Regions from separate parts of the Homo sapiens genome. Here region 1 is linked to region 2. A link is a loop called in an ENCODE intact Hi-C map of the cell type or tissue named here. Cell type or tissue: K562. All regions are shown on one strand. Links, peaks and the distances in the headings refer to the core of each region. The heading gives the core; the rest is flanking DNA. Region 1 has its middle 100 kb from the start of FOXN2. Region 2 overlaps LOC102724008 (a long non-coding RNA gene).

The links. Hi-C counts contacts between places; a loop is a spot of excess contacts. Peaks named below come from ENCODE experiments on the same cell type or tissue, not always from the same donor. Only the 100,000 strongest peaks of a DNase experiment are listed, where the experiment ranks them.
Region 1: a loop joins it to region 2, with 2.1 times the contacts of the local background. A loop is called at or near these places in 2 of 110 quality-filtered maps.

Annotation. Positions count from the first base shown.
Region 1 is chr2:48,208,723-48,217,337 of GRCh38, reverse strand. No RefSeq gene overlaps it. Among named protein-coding and RNA genes, the nearest start is that of FOXN2, 100 kb to the left of the region's middle. In K562, for the core only: no CTCF peak of the experiment used is centred there; no DNase peak of the experiment used is centred there.
Region 2 is chr2:48,260,482-48,269,096 of GRCh38, reverse strand. LOC102724008 (a long non-coding RNA gene) reads right to left here. Exons shown (of 3, transcript XR_001739457.2): 2 at 6,119-6,201. Among named protein-coding and RNA genes, the nearest start is that of FOXN2, 50 kb to the left of the region's middle. In K562, for the core only: no CTCF peak of the experiment used is centred there; a DNase peak (open chromatin) is centred at 3,826.

The sequences.
Region 1 (8,615 bases), core at 326-8,325, 52 kb after region 2:
TCTGAGATCACAAAAAGTTATCCTACAGATTCTTCTAATGCCTTTACAGATTTTTAAAAAATATTTAAAACTTCATACAGAATTCATTCTAGATATAGAATTTGTTTCCAACTTATTTTTTTGGCAGATGGCTACCCAGTTTCCCCAATAGCATTTATTGAATAATCTATTTCATACCACATTATTTTGCCCATGATTTGAATTGCCCCTTTAATCATATTCTAGATTTCTATGAGGATTGGGGTTTAATTCTGAACTTTCTCTCTGACTACTATGTCTATCTTTTCATGTACCAATACCACACTGTTTTTTTTTTGTTTTTTGTTTTTTGTTTTTTGAGATGGAGTCTCACTCTGTCACCCAGGCTGGAGTGCACTGGCCCAATCTCTGCTCACTGCAAGCTCCACCTCCTGGCTTCACGCCATTCTTCTTCCTCAGCCTCCCGAGTAGCTGGGGCTACAGGTGCCCATCATCACACCTGGCTAATTTTTTGTATTTTTAGTAGAGATGGGGTTTCACCATGTTAGCCAGGAGGGTCTCGATCTCGTGATCCACCCTCCTCGGCCTCCCGAAGTGCTGGGATTACAGGCCTGAGCCACCGTGCCCAGACTGTTTTAATTATAGTAGCTTTAAAAGGCAGTTCTGGTGCCAGTGATCCATGGAGCATACTTTGAGAAACACTGTTTTAGGAACTAGTACAGTATCAGTCCTGTGCAGAATAGCATTAATATAGTGAACAGTATTTGGAAAAAATGAAGATGTCATGATTCAAAAGGATCCATCTGTTTCACAAATCTGAGGCAACTCCTACATCTTGACAGCAGCAAGAGATATGTAAGGATAATGGATTATATCCTCCTTGGCCCTACTTTCCAAGTCAATTGTGTTGACTATTTATACAGACCAGAATCTACAGTTGAGTATTTGGCTGTGGTAGTGGCTATAAAGCACCTCTGGCATGACTGACCAAATTTTGACAGTTTCAGAGAGAATATAGAGAAGACGACAGATGCTTGCTTTTGTAAATCTTCATATTTTTCTATTAACAAGTATAAACCTATTCAGACATTTTTGGGAGCAATTTTCATCAGTTGTTAGCTTTGTTTATTTGTATAACTCCAGTTAATATAAGAAGTACATGTATGTGGTAGAAATTATGTATTAAGTCCACATGCACAGATTAATAGGTTCATGGACCCTTTGAAATAGTAAACAACTGAAATAGATTTAAAAAATACTCATATACTTCTACTGAAACAGATTGTACACATAATCAATTTACTTGTTTATTCAACATGTGTTAATTGAGCTCTTATTATGCTTCCAAGAACTCTGATAAGTGCTGGGAATGCAGTAGGTAGCAATACCAGGAATAAATGATTAATGCACATGAAAGTACTTGTATTAGTTTCCTAAGATAGCCATAACAAAGCACCACAAACTAATTGGCTTTAAAAAATAGAAATATATTCTCTTACAGTTCTGGAAGCTAGAAGTCCAAAATCAAGTTGTCAGAAGGGCCATGCTCCCTCTGAAGGATCCAGGGGAGAAGCCTTCTTTGCCTCTGTCTAGTTTCTAGTGGTTGTCTGCAATCTTTGGCTTTCCTCGGCTTATAGCTGCGTTGTCCCATTCTCTGCCTCCATCTTCGTATGGCTGTTTCTCTTCCCAGCCTTCTTTCAAGGACACCAGTCATTGGACTGAGGGCACACACTAATCTAGTAACACCTCATCTTAAATTAATTACATCTGCAAAGACCTTGTCTCCAAATAACGTCACGTTTACAGTTATTAGGGGTTAGGACTTCAACATATCCTTTTGGGGGACATGATGCAACCTACAACAGCACTTATCAAAATATGAGGCTGAAAAAATATGTTAATCAGAATGCATTAGCTGTGTTCTTAGCAAGTTCATTTTAAAATGTAATTTTAAAACAGTTGGCTAAATAAGTATTTAATTGAGTCAAATGGGAATGGAGACAATTGGAATAAGAGATGGTAGAGTCATCAAATTTATTGGACCCACCACTGACCCAGATTATAGTAGCACTGTGCACAGAAACTGCATTACATGAGTTGGTGGCTTGGGTTTTCAGGAGTAGTAGAAAAGTTTGGGGCCCCCAGGAGAGAAAGACGCCTGCTGGAAGGGGATCTGAAACTGTCTTTGGAAAATTGTGACTGAGACAGTGAACGAGATCTAACTTAACCAACTCCATCTTGCTTCTAACCTCCAAGCTGTCCTTGTTCATTCCTGGGTGTAAGCTGAACTAACTTTGGGAGAAACTTAGTTTATAGTTTATAGTTTAAAACAAAGGTGGTAACAGCCCTTTCCTAAAGCAAACCTCCTTCTTGCCTGGGGACTAGATTGCCTCTGTAGGACTAACATTAGCCACAAGATTAGAAATTATGGTTTCGGAGTCATGCAACTGGAGGCTACAAGATTCTGACCCTCCCTAAACTGCTCCACAGTCATTGCTTGAGATATTTTGCAGACCCTGCACTTGATGGATCAGCTGGCCCCACCCAGATCAATTAACTGGCTCATCTGATCTTGTGGCCCCCACCCAGGAACTGACTCAGTGCAAGAAAGCAGTTTTAACTCCCTGTGATTTCATTCCTGACCAATCAGCACTCCCCACTCATTGGCTTCCCCCCAACCCCCCCACCCACCAAGTTGTCCTTAAAAAGTCTGCTTCCTGAATGCTCAGGGAGAGTGATTTGAGTAATAAAACTCTGGTCTCCAGCACAGCTGGCTCTGCATGAATTACTCTTTCTCTATTGCGATTCCCTTGTCTTGAGAAATCAGCTCTATCTAGGCAGCGGGCAAGGTGAACCATTGGGTGGTTACAGATCTGGGATAGTGGCAACGGGAAACTTCATGTTTCAAGGAGGGCCTATTGTGACTAAGGCATACTACCACTTTTCTGTGGAGAAGACACGAACCCGGTCTGCTTTTTCCCTTGGAAGAGGTAGTAGAAACTAAAATATACCTCCCTCTGCTGCCCTGTTCCACTGTGACTGCAGAAAAAGAAACTACTCAGCTTTTCTCCCTTCTCTGCCCTTGAGAAACTTGGCCTTAGCCAACCTTCCCTAATGGGTGATCTGTTTTAAGCCAGGAACATGATTCTCAAAACGTATCTCTATGTCTTCGGTTTCTTACTAGGCTATCCCTTTTCCAGAGCCAATATTTTCATACAGATGGCAAAATGACTAGTTAGGATTCCATTTTATTGTATCTATTAACATTATTTTAAAAGTATAGTAACAGATTTAGAGTCAGGAGCTCCAGGTGGAGCCCATATTTCCCTACTGTGACATGAAAAGCTGTTACAGAAGTTTTATCTGGCAGTAGATTAAAATTTTTTTTTATTTTTATTTTTTGTGCTACATAGAAAGCTGGTCTGCAGCTAACCAGTGAAGTTGATTTAGTTTGCTTTCACCTGCACACAGCTGGTTTCTTTCCCCACTGCTCCTAAGCGGCTTAATATTCCATCTGTCTTCCCCCTCCAGCCCATGAAAACCCACTCGCAGAAAAGCATTTGATAATCTCATTTACACAGTTGTGTTAATGGTTGACAAATGGTAAAAGATAGTTAGTGGGATGCAGCTGGAAGTAAACTTGAGTAGGAACCGAAGGCCTGGCTCATTTGGATCCTACAAGAGACAGCCCCCAACTATGCTGGTGCAGCTTATGATGGTTTGACCTATGGTTTTGAACTTTACCATGATGCAAAAGTGATATGCATTCATGAGGCTCTTCAACTTATAATGGGGCCACATTTGTATAAACTCATCGTAAGTTGAAAATATCATAAGTTGATAACGCACTTTATCAGGTTCTCTCTTATTCCTAAGAACACATCTTTTCAAGGATTAAGTTAGGCCCTTTGCAAGGTGCTACTCCCCCTCTTCCATCCAGCCTCTACCATGGTCACTTTAATGCTATCATAAGTATTTTTTTAAGATTATCTGATCATCTTTCACTAAATTGGAGTCCTCCAAGAAAGAGAACTATGTATTTCATCATTGGTTTATTTGTTCATTCATTTATTTGTGTATCACTATAAGATTGATAGTCAACATTGAATTCTTCCTATATGGCAGGAAAGGTACTAAGATTTTCCCATATTATCTAATTTAATTATCCCAACACCTCTGTAATGTAGCTACTATTTCTATCTCATTTTTCACATGAGGAGACTAAGGCACATATATTTACTGTCCAGTCACATGGCCAGGAAATGGGAGAGTCGTGTTTCTATGGTTTGCCCACATATGTGCTAAGTAATCACTGAGTGGTATAAAAAATATACAAATGATACTTTTACACCTTCAGGAACTTAACACTTAGCTGGACACATAAGACATAAAGCAATTAAGGAGACTGATGGGGCAGCCTGAGGTTAAATATTAAGGTAAATATAATTGGGCAAAGGAAACAAGTGTAGGCTGCACCAGTAAAAGAACTAGGTACCAAAGAACAAAACGGGTTTGCAAAGGTACAGTATTCAGACCTCTGAGTGGTGGGGATGGGGAGGGAGCTAGACCTGTCACATGTGAACTCAGCAGATAGAGAAGGGAGACCATGCCTGCACAGCCAGAACATAGTGGCAGGACATAAGGCCTAGTCAGATTTGGGCAGGCCTTGAGTATTTGGGAGAAAAGGTTAGACTCTTCTATCAAACAGTCCAGGGGAAACTGAACATTTTTAAGTGAGTGTGACTTAATCTAAACTGTGCCTTAAGAGAATTAAGAAGTGTGAAGGAAAGAAGGTAGGCATTTAGAAAAGTAGTCAGGACATTCCTTGAGCAGTCTAGGAATGAAATAAGATTCTGAACTAAGCAAATGACAGTATAAAGTTCTTTCTAAGCTAGGAAGAAATGAGGATGAGATATTCCAAAGGAAGAGCTGATAGAACTTTGGGATTGACTAGGTTATAAGTGATGAGGAAGAAGATGGGATTTAAAGATGACTCCTAGGATCTGAACTGATGAGACAAGGAAAATGGTGGCAAAAAACCTGAAAAGTTAGGGGAGGAAGATGCATATAGTGTTAGACATTTTAAACTTAACGATTGAAGATATCTGGTTGAAATGTCCAAATGGAGCAGGAAATTTGTGATGATAGCTAGGAAGAGGGATTTGGATTGGAAAAGCAAAGTTGCCTGTCACCTGTGGAATAAACATGCCAGTGCCAGAACATGGGTGAACAGAGACTGCTGCTTAGCATTGAGACGGCTCCCCATAGATAACTTACGTCTCTGCACATCTCATGAGTGAGGTACTGACTGTCCTTCATTCAAGACTACCTTTTCAAGGATGTTTGTGATACAAATAGCCTCGGAAGATGGAGATAATACCCCCATCTAGAGAAAAAGCCAGCCATGCGTACTGTCTAATATAATAAAGAGAGTATCTCCTTCCAGAGCAAAGAGCAGGCATGTTTACTGCCCCTTATAAAAGATTTAGCTTCCCTAAGCTCAGAGCTCCTCTACTGTAACACAACCCGTAGCTTCTGCAGGCATTTGAGCTCACTGGCATTGTCCGCATGGGACTAGGGAGCAAGGGCAACTGATGCAAATAAGCTAACGTTCATGCTACTTGCTGTGCCGAGGGTCGCTGACCCAGGAATCTCATGTCTTTTGCCAGCATCAAGGAAACCATGTCAGAATAATTTTTTAGCTTGTATGGTAAAACCTTAGACCCCACTACAGTTCTTAATGGCTAGGTGAGGAGCTGGGATAAAAGGTACAACTAGACAGGGTTTGGGTTCTCAGATGACTCTTGTCAAGGGTGGACAATAATGAGAATAGAAAAATGTAGACACATAAGAGATTGGAGCATTGTACCAAAGAGCTCAATCATGAGGCCTACCCAGTCCCCTCCAAAGAGAAACTACCCCATCTACAGTTCTCCTGCTGAGGGAAGACGTCTGAAAGTGATGTTCTCCACTATATAATCTGTCAATCTGATTGGCCCATATAATCCTTTTGGTCAACACTTTTCCCACTGGGCTGCCCCATAGGTAAGGTCTAGCCCATGAATTGGCTGCCTTTGGAATAAGTACCTCCTTCTTATCTAAACACCATGGCCAGAGAGGTCACAAAGCATCTTGGACCCTTAGCCTTAGAAGCAGGCTGGGAGGAAGTGGGAACCAAGCAAGGACAGACCAGGGGAGTCTGGCCCAGCTGTAGGAGGATACCCAAGAAGGATATGCAGCACCAGGGGCATGATAAACTCAAGCTTGATTCTGTGTGAATAACAGGGGCCAATCAATCCTGTGAATGGAGGCCTTAAAGCAGGAATTGCAGGAGATATGCAAAGTGAGGCAGGCTGGGGCACTGCTGTCCTAAGAAGACAAGAACAGTTAGACTCTGACCAGGTTGGTATTGTGTTGTATTATTATAAACAGACAGGAGTGAATTCAGTTCAAGTCAGTTCATCCAACACTTATTAAGTCCCTACTATATGCTAGGGACTGTGAGTTACTGGGGGAAATGACAATATGAGGCATGGATCCTAATCTCAAGAATCTAAAGGGGGTGGAAAAACAAACACATAAGCAAAGAAATATGATAAAGCATAATACATGTAATAATAAAGGCATGCATAAGACACAGAGATGAGGAAGTCATTGAGTTTTGGGGGGGACAGAGGGAAGTAGCCAGAGAAAGATGGCTGAGGAACAGACTCCTGTAGAGCATCTTGGAAGATGAAGGAGATGAATGGAGCTTTTCTCAGGAGAATGGAGAACATGGAGGGCATGGCTCAGCCCAAGGTTTGGGGGAAAGAGGGAGAGTATAGCAGGAATTAAGCAGGTTACAGAGCCCTGGCCAAGCAGTCCAGTATTCAGGACCAGACCTCAAGATGAGCAGATAACTGATTTATTAAAGAGGAAACTGTGGCAGAACCCAGGCATATGACAGAGTGGAGAGGAATGAAGAATAACAAGGCCTGAGTGGCCATGAAGGTGCCATGGTTTAGCATTAGTGCATGGGGTGACAAGCCTCTGGTGTGCAGCTCATTTAAGATCTTCACAGGCAGGGTGCGGTGGCTCATGCCTGTAATCCCAGCCCTTTGGGAGGCCAAGGTGGGTGGATCACCTGAGGTCGGGAGTTCAAGACCAGCCTGGCCAACATAGTGAAACTCCATCTCTACTAAAAATACAAAAATTAGCTGGGTGTGATGGCGCATACCTGTAATCCCAGCTACTCGGGAAGCTGAGGCAGGAGAATCACTTAAACCCAGGAGGTGGAGGTTGCAGTGACAGAGCGAGACTCTGTCTCAAAAAAAAAAAAAAAAAAAAAAAAGACCTTCCCAGGTGGAGAACCTGATTTTGAAAGCATTTACCACCTGCTCAAGATGGGCTTTGAGGAAGAAAGACCAGACCTCCTGGGGCACCTATCCCCCCAGATGCTTTAGCTACATGAGGCTTCATCTACTCCTTCATGAACTCTGCCATGTTCAGGCTCTTGGCTCTCTTCTGGATTATTAAAATAGCTTTCTAATTGGCTTTTCTGTCACCTAACACAAACTTCTCTGATCTGTCTTCCAGACAGCCCTCAGAGTGCTTTTTCTAAAAAGCAAATCTGATGATGTCACTTTCCTGTCTGAGATCCTTCAGCAGCTCCTATTGTCTGCCAGGATGCCCCTGCTCTTTAGCAAGGCCCCTTACAGTCCTTACAGTGTGGCCCTGCCAAGGCAGATGTTTTAGATAATGAAGCTGAAATGTCTGGGCTCTTCAAATTCAGGGACTGGAAGGAAACCTGGTGATGTGTTTATGTGGGCATTTTGTATTTAGTTTTGTAAAGAGGGTCCCCAAGTTGTCAAAGCTTCTCTCCAGTCTCATCTTATGATAATGTTCTCTCTCTCACACTCCCACCAGCCCAAGGTTCTCTGGAAAGTTGCCCATGACACTGTGTTGTTCAGCACCCAGGCATTTCTCCTGGGGGAAAGGATTTCCTCATCCTCCCATGTTCCCCAAAAGCTCACAATCTCCTCCTCCATGCTACCCTGTACTGTGAGTATACTGCCCAATTCCTGCTTACATCACAGATCTCTGTTTATATATCTGCCCCTACTGAACTGGGACCTCCCCTCACCCAGGTATTCAGCACAAAAGCAGTGCCTGTGGTAAAAAGGAGGAGTCAAAAAATTTTTTTTGTTAAACTAACCTGGAATGAAATGCCACTGCAGCCTCTTATAATTCATAGCATGTCTACAGCAAATGGTGACTAACTTGTGTCATGGAATAAGTAAAGCATTTAAAATATCTTATCTTAGAGAACATGATAATGAGAAGGTGGTGTTAGGTTGAGTGGCATGAAATTGCCAATATTTAACCATCATTGGTGTATTAAAAACAGCAATTTTATTTAGTTCTACCTAATAGATTTAAACCAGGTCAGTCTGACTCCAAGGTCAGTATTGTTTCCCATAGGGAGGAAGAGTTAATCCTGACTAGCTGAAGTAAAGTGATGGCAAGAGCCTGGGAGGGTGAAGTCTGGATGGGTAGCAGGGCACACCTGCAGGGTGATGCATCAGGACACTTAGCTGAGGGTGCAGATGTGCTGAGAGCCACAGCTGGAGCTTCAAGCAGGTAAACCCTGAAAGCTC
Region 2 (8,615 bases), core at 205-8,204:
AGGTAGTTCCAGGGCAAAATCAAGAAGCAGATGAAGATAACTTTCCTACCTTAACTTCCTGTTTCTTTCCCTTTCCTCACTTGGTACATTTTTTCTATCATTTTACATACTGCTTTGTCAATTGAGGGACCAAGAAAAGGGGATGTTTCTTCTCTGACCTGTTCCTTCTGCCCGCATAGAAGGGAGTCCTGGCTGTAGCAGCTGGAGGCTTGCTCCCTCTGAGCTACTAGGAGTGGGGAAGATCCATTCGGATTTCCTTCCCTGTCCCCTGAGCTCTAAGTCCTCATTAATTATGCTGTGCCTTAAGCCTCTTGGACACCAAGAGCCAGAGAAACCACCCACAGGCCTATGTCTCTGTATAATAGTGGTAAATAGCATTAGTTGAGTGCTTACCATGTACTGGGCTCGTACTAAACACTTCACATGCACTATCTGCTTAATCCTCCCAACTTGATGAAATAGGCATATTATTGCCACAGTGTGAGATCTGAGTGGAAATTTATTTTACTGTTGACCAGGCATACAGTGGAGTTTTGGCCCTAGGGGCTGGGGTTCAAGAGAGAAAGTGGGCTGGGCGTGGTGGCTCAGGACTGTAATCCCAGCACTTTGGGAGGCCAAGGCAGGTGGATCACTTGATGTCAGGAGTTCAAGACCAGCCTGGCCAACATGGTGAAACCCCATCTCTACTAAAAATACAAAAATTAACCAGGCATGGTGGCGCATGCCTGTAATCCCAGCTACTTGGGAGGCTGAGGCAGGAGAATCACTTGAACCTGGGAGGTGCAGATTGCAGTGAGCTGAGATCACACCACTGCACTCTAGCCTGGGGGACAGAGCGAAACACCGTCTCAAAAAAAAAAAAAAAAAAAAAGACAGATAAAGTGTTTTATGTTAGTTGTGTATTGCTGGGTACTCCCAAAAGTTACCTCAAGTTTAGCAGCTTAAAACAACAAACATTTATTATCTCACAGTTTCCAAGGGTAAGAAATCTAGGAGCAGCTTAGCTGAACGTTCCTGGCTTACAGTGTCTCGTGAAGTTGTAGACAAGATGTTGGCCAAGCCTGCAGTCATCTGAAGGCTTGATTGGGATGGAGGATTGGCTTCTAAGATGACAGACACTCATGGCTCTTGGCAAGAGTGGTAGCTGACTGCACTCATTGAAAAGACCTGAGTTCCTTGCTGGATGTAGGAAGACTGAAGAAGACTTCAGTTCCTTGCCTCATGGGCCTCTTCTCTAGGCCTCAAGCCATGGCAATGGGCGTCCCTGAGAAAGTGCAGTACAAGAGAAAGCAAGGCAGAAGCCACAATGTCTTTTGTAACTTAACCTTGTAATTGACATTTCATCATTTCTGCCATATTCTATCCATCACATAGACCAACTCTGACACAATGTAGGAGAGAACTACCCAAGGGCATGAATACCTGGAGGTGTAGATCATTGGGGGGCCACCTTGGGGTTGGCTACCACATCTTCTAAAGCTAAAACCACAAACTAGCTCTCTTCTATATTAAAAAACCAAGTCTTAGAGTGTCTCTTATTGGCTGGCAATATCTGGCTTTATTGATTAGATATTATATAAGTGCTGGGCTGCTTAGAAGTGTTGTCTTCCCACTCAGGTGGAATGCCCACTCAGGATTAGGGCTGTCAGTTGTCTTTACTGACAAGTGTAAGTGGGGTACCCAATTTGGGATTATTAGTTGTTATTTTAGCAGAAGTCAGGTTTGTGCCACTGTCAACCTGGCTATGTTAAGGGTTTGTGATCCTCATTTTATAGGCTTTGGGAATTTAGATATTTGCTCAAGGCAACACTGCTGTTAAGTGGAGGAAACAAGGATTGTAATACAGGCAGTGAGACTGCAGAGGCCACCCTCATAACCACTACTCTACTGCACTCTACCCTAAAACAGGCTATAGCCTCCTAATTCCTTCCAGCCACCAGCCCCAAACCCAAGAAGCAAAGGGAAGGGAAGCTAGAGAAGGAAATGGGTGCTACTCAAGAGACTCTTGAGGATGTGTATGGTAGGTCATCCTAGAAGACTGGAAGGTAAACAATTTGGAACCACCCAAGGGGTTTACCTTGCCCACTGCCTAGACAGAGCTGATTTCTCAAGACAGGGGAATTGCAATAGAGAAAGAGTAATTGACACAGAGCTCGCTGTGCGGGAGACTGGTGTTTTATTGTTACTCAAATCAGTCTCCCCGAGACTCTGGAGCAGTTTTTAAGGACAACTTGGTGGATGGGGGGAGCCGGGAGTACTGATTGGTTAGGGATGAAATCACAGGGAGTTGAAGCTGTCTTCCTGAACTGAGTCAGTTCCTGGGTGGGCCACCCAGGATCAGATGAGCCAGTTTATTGATCTGGGTAGTGCCAGCTGATCCATCAAGTGCAGGGTCTGCAAAATATCTCAAGCACTGATCTTAGGAGCAGTTTAGGGAGGGTCAGAATCTTATAGCCTCCAGTTGCGTGACTCCTAAACCATAATTTCTAATCTTGTGGCTAATGTTAGTCCTACGGAGGCAATCTAGTTCCCAGGCAAGAAGGAGGCCTGCTTTAGGAAAGGGCTGTTACCATGTCTGTTTTAAATTGTAAACTATAAACTAAGTTTCTCCCAAAGTTAGTTCAGCCTATGCCTAGGAATGATCAAGGAGAGCTTGGAGGTTAGAACCAAGATGGAATTGGTGAAGTTATACCTCTTTCACTGTCTCAGTCATATTTTGCAAAGGCAGTTTCAATATGGTTAGGTCACAAGAATGCTCCAGCATAGAGATGGAATGAGAAGGTCGACGAAAGGGATCTCCTGCTTCTGATGGGCTGATTCAGGGTCTTCATTTCCTATTATGTATGAAAGTGACATAGGAAACCTGGTTTTGGTAAAAAAATTTTGCAAGGGTACTTTTCATTGATGCTGAATAATTAACAGAATAAAAGGAAAACATATAGACACTTTCTTTGGCAAGATAAAGGGAACACAGCTATAGTCATTAATGTAAAATGTTTCCCATTTGTGTCTGGTTAATATAATCACTTTCAGGAATACATGCAAGAGAATCACGGGCTCTGAAGTGAATCTAGCAGACTCTAAAACATGTTTCCACTGGATGTTTCTCTTAGGGCTCACTCTGCCCTACCTTCCTTTTCCAAAAACAAAATAGAAAGTAGCTATTCCTTTTGGGAAATGGAAAGTGATGCTTGCCCTGAAGATACCGTGGAGGCTGACCCAGGCACTGTGGCTGATGTATGTGCATTATGCAAGTATTTTGTTAGAGATGATGCCACATTAAGAAGCGCATACGTATCTTCCTCTTCTGTGACGCCTTCTCCGATTTTGCCATGGTGATCCAGGTACTCTCTCTTCCTGTTTTACCCACATTGAAGTTTGGATTAAGGGTAAGAAAGGAAAGGTCACGTTAAAACATGGAGCATTTGGAGTTGAGGAGGTTTGCATTGCTCTAAGGATTGTTGGGGAACTCTCAGACTTCCCAGTTAAACTTTCAAGTTCTTGGTTCTCATTTTTCTTCAAGAGTGAATGTAGGGTGGGATATACTCCCTTCTTGCTGTGCACCAAAATAAATACACTGACCCTTTCCATTTTAAGGGCTTCGTTTGGGACTAATTATCATGGAAAAACAGAAGGTAATAACAAAAATAACAACATGGGGAAGTACAAAGTCTCCAAAAAAACCTGACATGGTGTTCAACTTTATCCTTATCTGTTACCCAGAAATGTAGATATCTTCTCTTCTGCTGTCAAGGGCAAGGCTGTCATCAGAACTTCTCCTTTCTGAACCTTTTCTCTCCCTTATCTTGTTCCCACAGACCCCCTTCTCCTTCTCTGAGGGCCTCTTTGAAGATGTGTAAGAGCAGTTTGGGGGTGGACACATAAGCATCCGCATGCCCCCAGAAAGAATCATTTACTGTCAGAGTCATTAAAAAAAAAAATTCTCTTCATCTCTCTCAATGCCTCCCTTGTGCCTCTAAATTTTTTTTTTTTTTTTTTTGCAGTAGAGCTGAACGCAAAAAAACTGTGGCTGGGGAAAAAGGACATGGGGATGAGGCAAAGATGGGGGCTATGAGTAGGCACCAAAGGCAAACTATACCTACTTGGCCATTTTGCTGAGGGCCTTTGGTGGTCAGTCTGAGTGGGGTGCCCTGGACATCATTTCTAGGTGAAACATTTAATAGGCTGCACTAGGTGTGTATTCTCTATAAATGTAGATCTGGACACTGTAGATGTTAGTGTGCAAATGAGGAACCCAGCCTGGTATAACCTGGAAGCCAGTGCCAGTGACACCACAACTTGATAATATCACACAAGCAGAAATCTTAGCAGTCTTGGTTTGCTAAATGAGAATAAAACATACTAGTCATTTCTAATAGGAGAAGAGAGAGTATATCCAAAGTCAGCTTTTAAAAATGTCTCTGGCTGGGTGCGGTGGCTCACACCTTTAATCCCTGCAATTTGGGAGGCCAAGGTGGGCGGATCATGAGGTCAGGAGGTTGAGACCAAACTGGCCAACATGGTGAAACCCCGTCTCTACTAAAAATACAAAAATTAGCTGGGCATGGTGGTGCGTGCCTGTAATCCCAGCTACTCGGGAGGCTGAGGCAGGAGAATCGCTTGAACCAGGCCATCGGAGGTTGCGGTGAGCCGAGATGGCGCCACTGCACTGCAGCCTGGTGACAGAGCGAGACTCCATCTCAAAAAATAAAAATAAAAATAAATTTCCAACTGTTAGTGTGCTTAATGCATTTGGCAAGAAAAGGTGAACTCTAAGTTGGAGAATGTGGCTGATGATGCTAAATTGTTTGGAGACATTAAAAAAAAAACAAAACAAAACATGGAAAGATTCTGAGAAACTCCAGATGGACTCGAACATGTTGACAGAGGCAGCAAGCAGCCATATGACAGGTTAAGTCTCACTTGAGTCTTCATAATTTTTAAAAGTAAGTGAAATTCTCAGAAAAGCTAAACTTACTGAAAGAAGGAAAGAACTGTAGAATTCATAATAATCTGTCCAGGGGTTGAAGAACTGTTTACGAGTATGGATCAGCCCAAGGGTAAAATGGGAACAATTGACTTGTTGCCCCGTCCAAGATAGCTGGGCGTTCTGCTCCTATCCAGCCATATAGAATTGCTTATGGTTCCCTGAATACACCATGCTGGGACCCCTCCCTCCCAACCCTACCATTCTTATTACTTTCCATCTGTGACAATTATCACAGTTCGTAATTAGATATTTGTCTGATAATTTGATTGTCTGATTTTGTCATTCTGCAAACTTCAAGAACAGGGACTTCGTTCTGTTCAGAATTGTATCCCTGGCCAGGCATGGTGGCTCATGCCTGTAATCCAAACACTTTGGGAGTTCAAGGCAGGTGGATTGCTTGAGACCAGGAACTCAACACCAGCCTGGGCAACATAGTGAGACCTTGTCTCTACAAAAAAAATTTAAAAATTAGAAAAAATTAGCCCAGTGTGGTAGTGTGCACCTGTAGTCCCAGCTACTCAGGAAGCTGAGGTGAGAGGATTGCTTAACCCCAGGAGGTAGAGGCTGCAGTGAGCTGTGATTGTACCACTGTACTCCAGCCTGGACAACAGAGTGAGACCCTGTCTCTACAACAACAACAAAAGAATTGTATTCCCAATGACTACCTAGTGCAAGCTCTTAATAAATATGTTTAAACAGATGAAGAAATGAACCTTTGCCCATGTTTTTGTCCCTCTTCTTGGAATATTTTGCCTCTTCCTATTTGGCTGGTAAACTCGTATTTATGTTTTTCAAAACTCAGCTTGTGTCACCGCTCTGAAACACTGCTCCTGCAGAGGAAATTACAGCCTCTTTTCTCTCTATGTCTTCTAAGCATCTGGACTGCTACACTCTTAACACTGTACTGCAGTTGTTTGTTTATGTGATTCTCTTGACAATTCGCCTATGAGCTCCTTGAGGTCAGGGACTGGATCTTATTTATCTTTTTATTCCCAGTACCCAAGTGGTATTCAGTAGGTGCTTATAGATATAATCAATGAACTTTATATTTTCTAGCCATCTCCTCCAAGGAGAAGTCCATTTAGGGGCAGCACTGAACTAAAGAGGAGGAAGGTCAAACTAACGTACCTGCCCAGGGCCAGGCTAATTTGAAGGCGATAGTCCACTCCACTGAACAGCAGAAAAACTCAGGAATTGGTGGCATCAGGTACCTGGAAGACAGAGGCTAGGTGAAGGAGTGAAAATAGGGAGTAAGAGTGTGTAAGAAGCCCCTAGATGTCTAGGTTCCCACCCACTCTACAAAATAGGAAGATGGGTTTATGGAAAAGCTAAGCTAGAAAGTCTTAGGAAATCAGGTACCACACAGAGGAGAGCTGGCAGTGAGGTGCTAGAGTCTGAAAAGAGGAAAGTAAGAGCCTCCATGCCCTTCTCTGCCAGGTTTAGCGGCACTACCTCTTTCCCCTCCACTCATAGAGACGGGGTGATCCTTCTCTGGAGAAATCGAATACCACCGGAGAAGAGACCTACTTATATTAATTGTAGGGATACCAAATGAAAAAGTTTGCTGGCCATCTGTTTATAATCTAGTAAAGGCCATCAGAAGACAGGGCCACCAACATATAAATAGCTTCCAAACATCTTTCAAATGCCTTGTTTTATTTAATATAATTTGTTAACCCAAAAGTATCTGAGACAGATCTCAATCAATTTCAAAAGTTTATTTTCCCAAGGTTAAAGATGTGCCCCTGACACAGCCTTAGGAGGTCCAGATGATATGTGCCCAAGGTGGGCAGGGCACAGCTTGGTTTTATACATTTTAGAGAGACATGAGACATCAATGAATATGTGTAAGATGTACATTGTTTTGATCCAGAAAGGCAGAACAACTCAAAGGGGAAGAAGAAGCTTCCAGGTCTTAGATAGATAAAAGACAAAAGTTTGCATTCTTTTGAGTTTCTGATTAGCCTTTCACTGAATATACAATTTACATGTGAGAATAGAGTAGAGGAGTAGACACTTATGTCAGTCCGCCTTAGTGAAACAATAGGGCAGAGTAAGCAGTCAGATAGGCAGTTGTCTCAGGTGAACAGACGGATGACTTTGAGTTCTGTCTATCCTTTATCCACAAGGAATTTCCTTGTGAGCAAATTGTGAAGGAGGTATGTAGTTAAAAAACAAACAAACAAACAAAAAAAAACTCTTTGTAGCTATCTTATTTAGTAATAAAATGGGAGGCAGGTTTGTCTTATACAGTTTCCAGCTTGACTTTTCCCTTTGGCTTAGTGATTTCAGGGGTCCTGAGATTTATTTTCATTTCACAAAATGAATAGAAAAGATACACAAAAATCACGGGAGATGTGATTAAATCCCCCAATAACGTAGGTGGAAGCCAGCAGAATAAAAACAAAAATTCAGAGGAAGACAAAAGGCTTTCAAAGAGAAAAAAAAAATCATTCCAAAGGATTGGAGTAAAAGAATACTACCGGACTTCTCAACAACATTAAGAGCTGGAAGCTAATGGAATAATGCCATTGAAAATCTTAGTAAAAATGATTTTTAACCTAGAATTCTATACTCACCCACCAAAACAAACCTTTGATTATGGGTGAGGATAGGATATACACATTTTTATAAAAGTAACATCACACAAAGACGTTCTTTTCACATATCCTTTCTCAGGAAACTACTGGATGATTTGTTCCACCAAATGATGAAATAAACCAAGAAAGATCCAAGGAACAGGGGATTACACACAGGAGTCAGGTGAAGGGCATCTCCAGAATGATGACCAAAGGAAGTCCCTGAAGACCAACAGATAAGACTAGGCCAGGTGGCAAGCCCAGAAAATAACCTGTGTGAATTAGGTGGGACTGGGGGCTCCAGGAAGGATGGTGCCAGGAGGAAGAAAATGGAACTACTATTAGATTATCTAAGAGGTTGGTCATGTGAAAGTTTTTGTTGAGAAGCATTTTACACAGCTGTTGGTTTATTGTGGGAACACTTACAATTGGTTCAATGAAATCTAAGCAAATGGAAAAACGTAAGCAATTGCCAACTTCAAAATAAATTAAAAGATATGCAAGAAAAAATGTAATCTCAACACTTTTCTTGATTCATCAGAAAACAATATTTACAGTCATATTAATTGAACTGAATATGGATTTTACCAAAAGATGTGATACAATTACGTTGGGAGAATGGGAGAATGGGAGAAGGGGCAGAGGAAGAGTAGCAGCGCTAATAGCCTCACCACCAACAAAATGAAATCAATAGATAATATCTAACTTGATGAATAGAGAGAGAATCACAAATCCAGGAATTGGAGGCAAAGAGAAACAGCTAATACAGCTGAAAGTGATTGTCTCTGGATAATGGAATGTTGGGGGTGGGATAGAGCTGCGTGAAAATACGGCTGTTTTTTGTTACAAGCCTTTTGAACTACTTGACATTTTAAGCTATGTACATATATTGCTTTGATAAGTAAAAATTAGTTTTAAAAGAGCTATCATATTAAAAGGATGGCAGATTATTAGCCTGCTACATTGCTCATGTGTCTCATGGCTGTGCTCTTCTGCATGTAGGATGGAGGATGTGGTCAGAGAAAGAGTCAGGGACAGGTTATGAA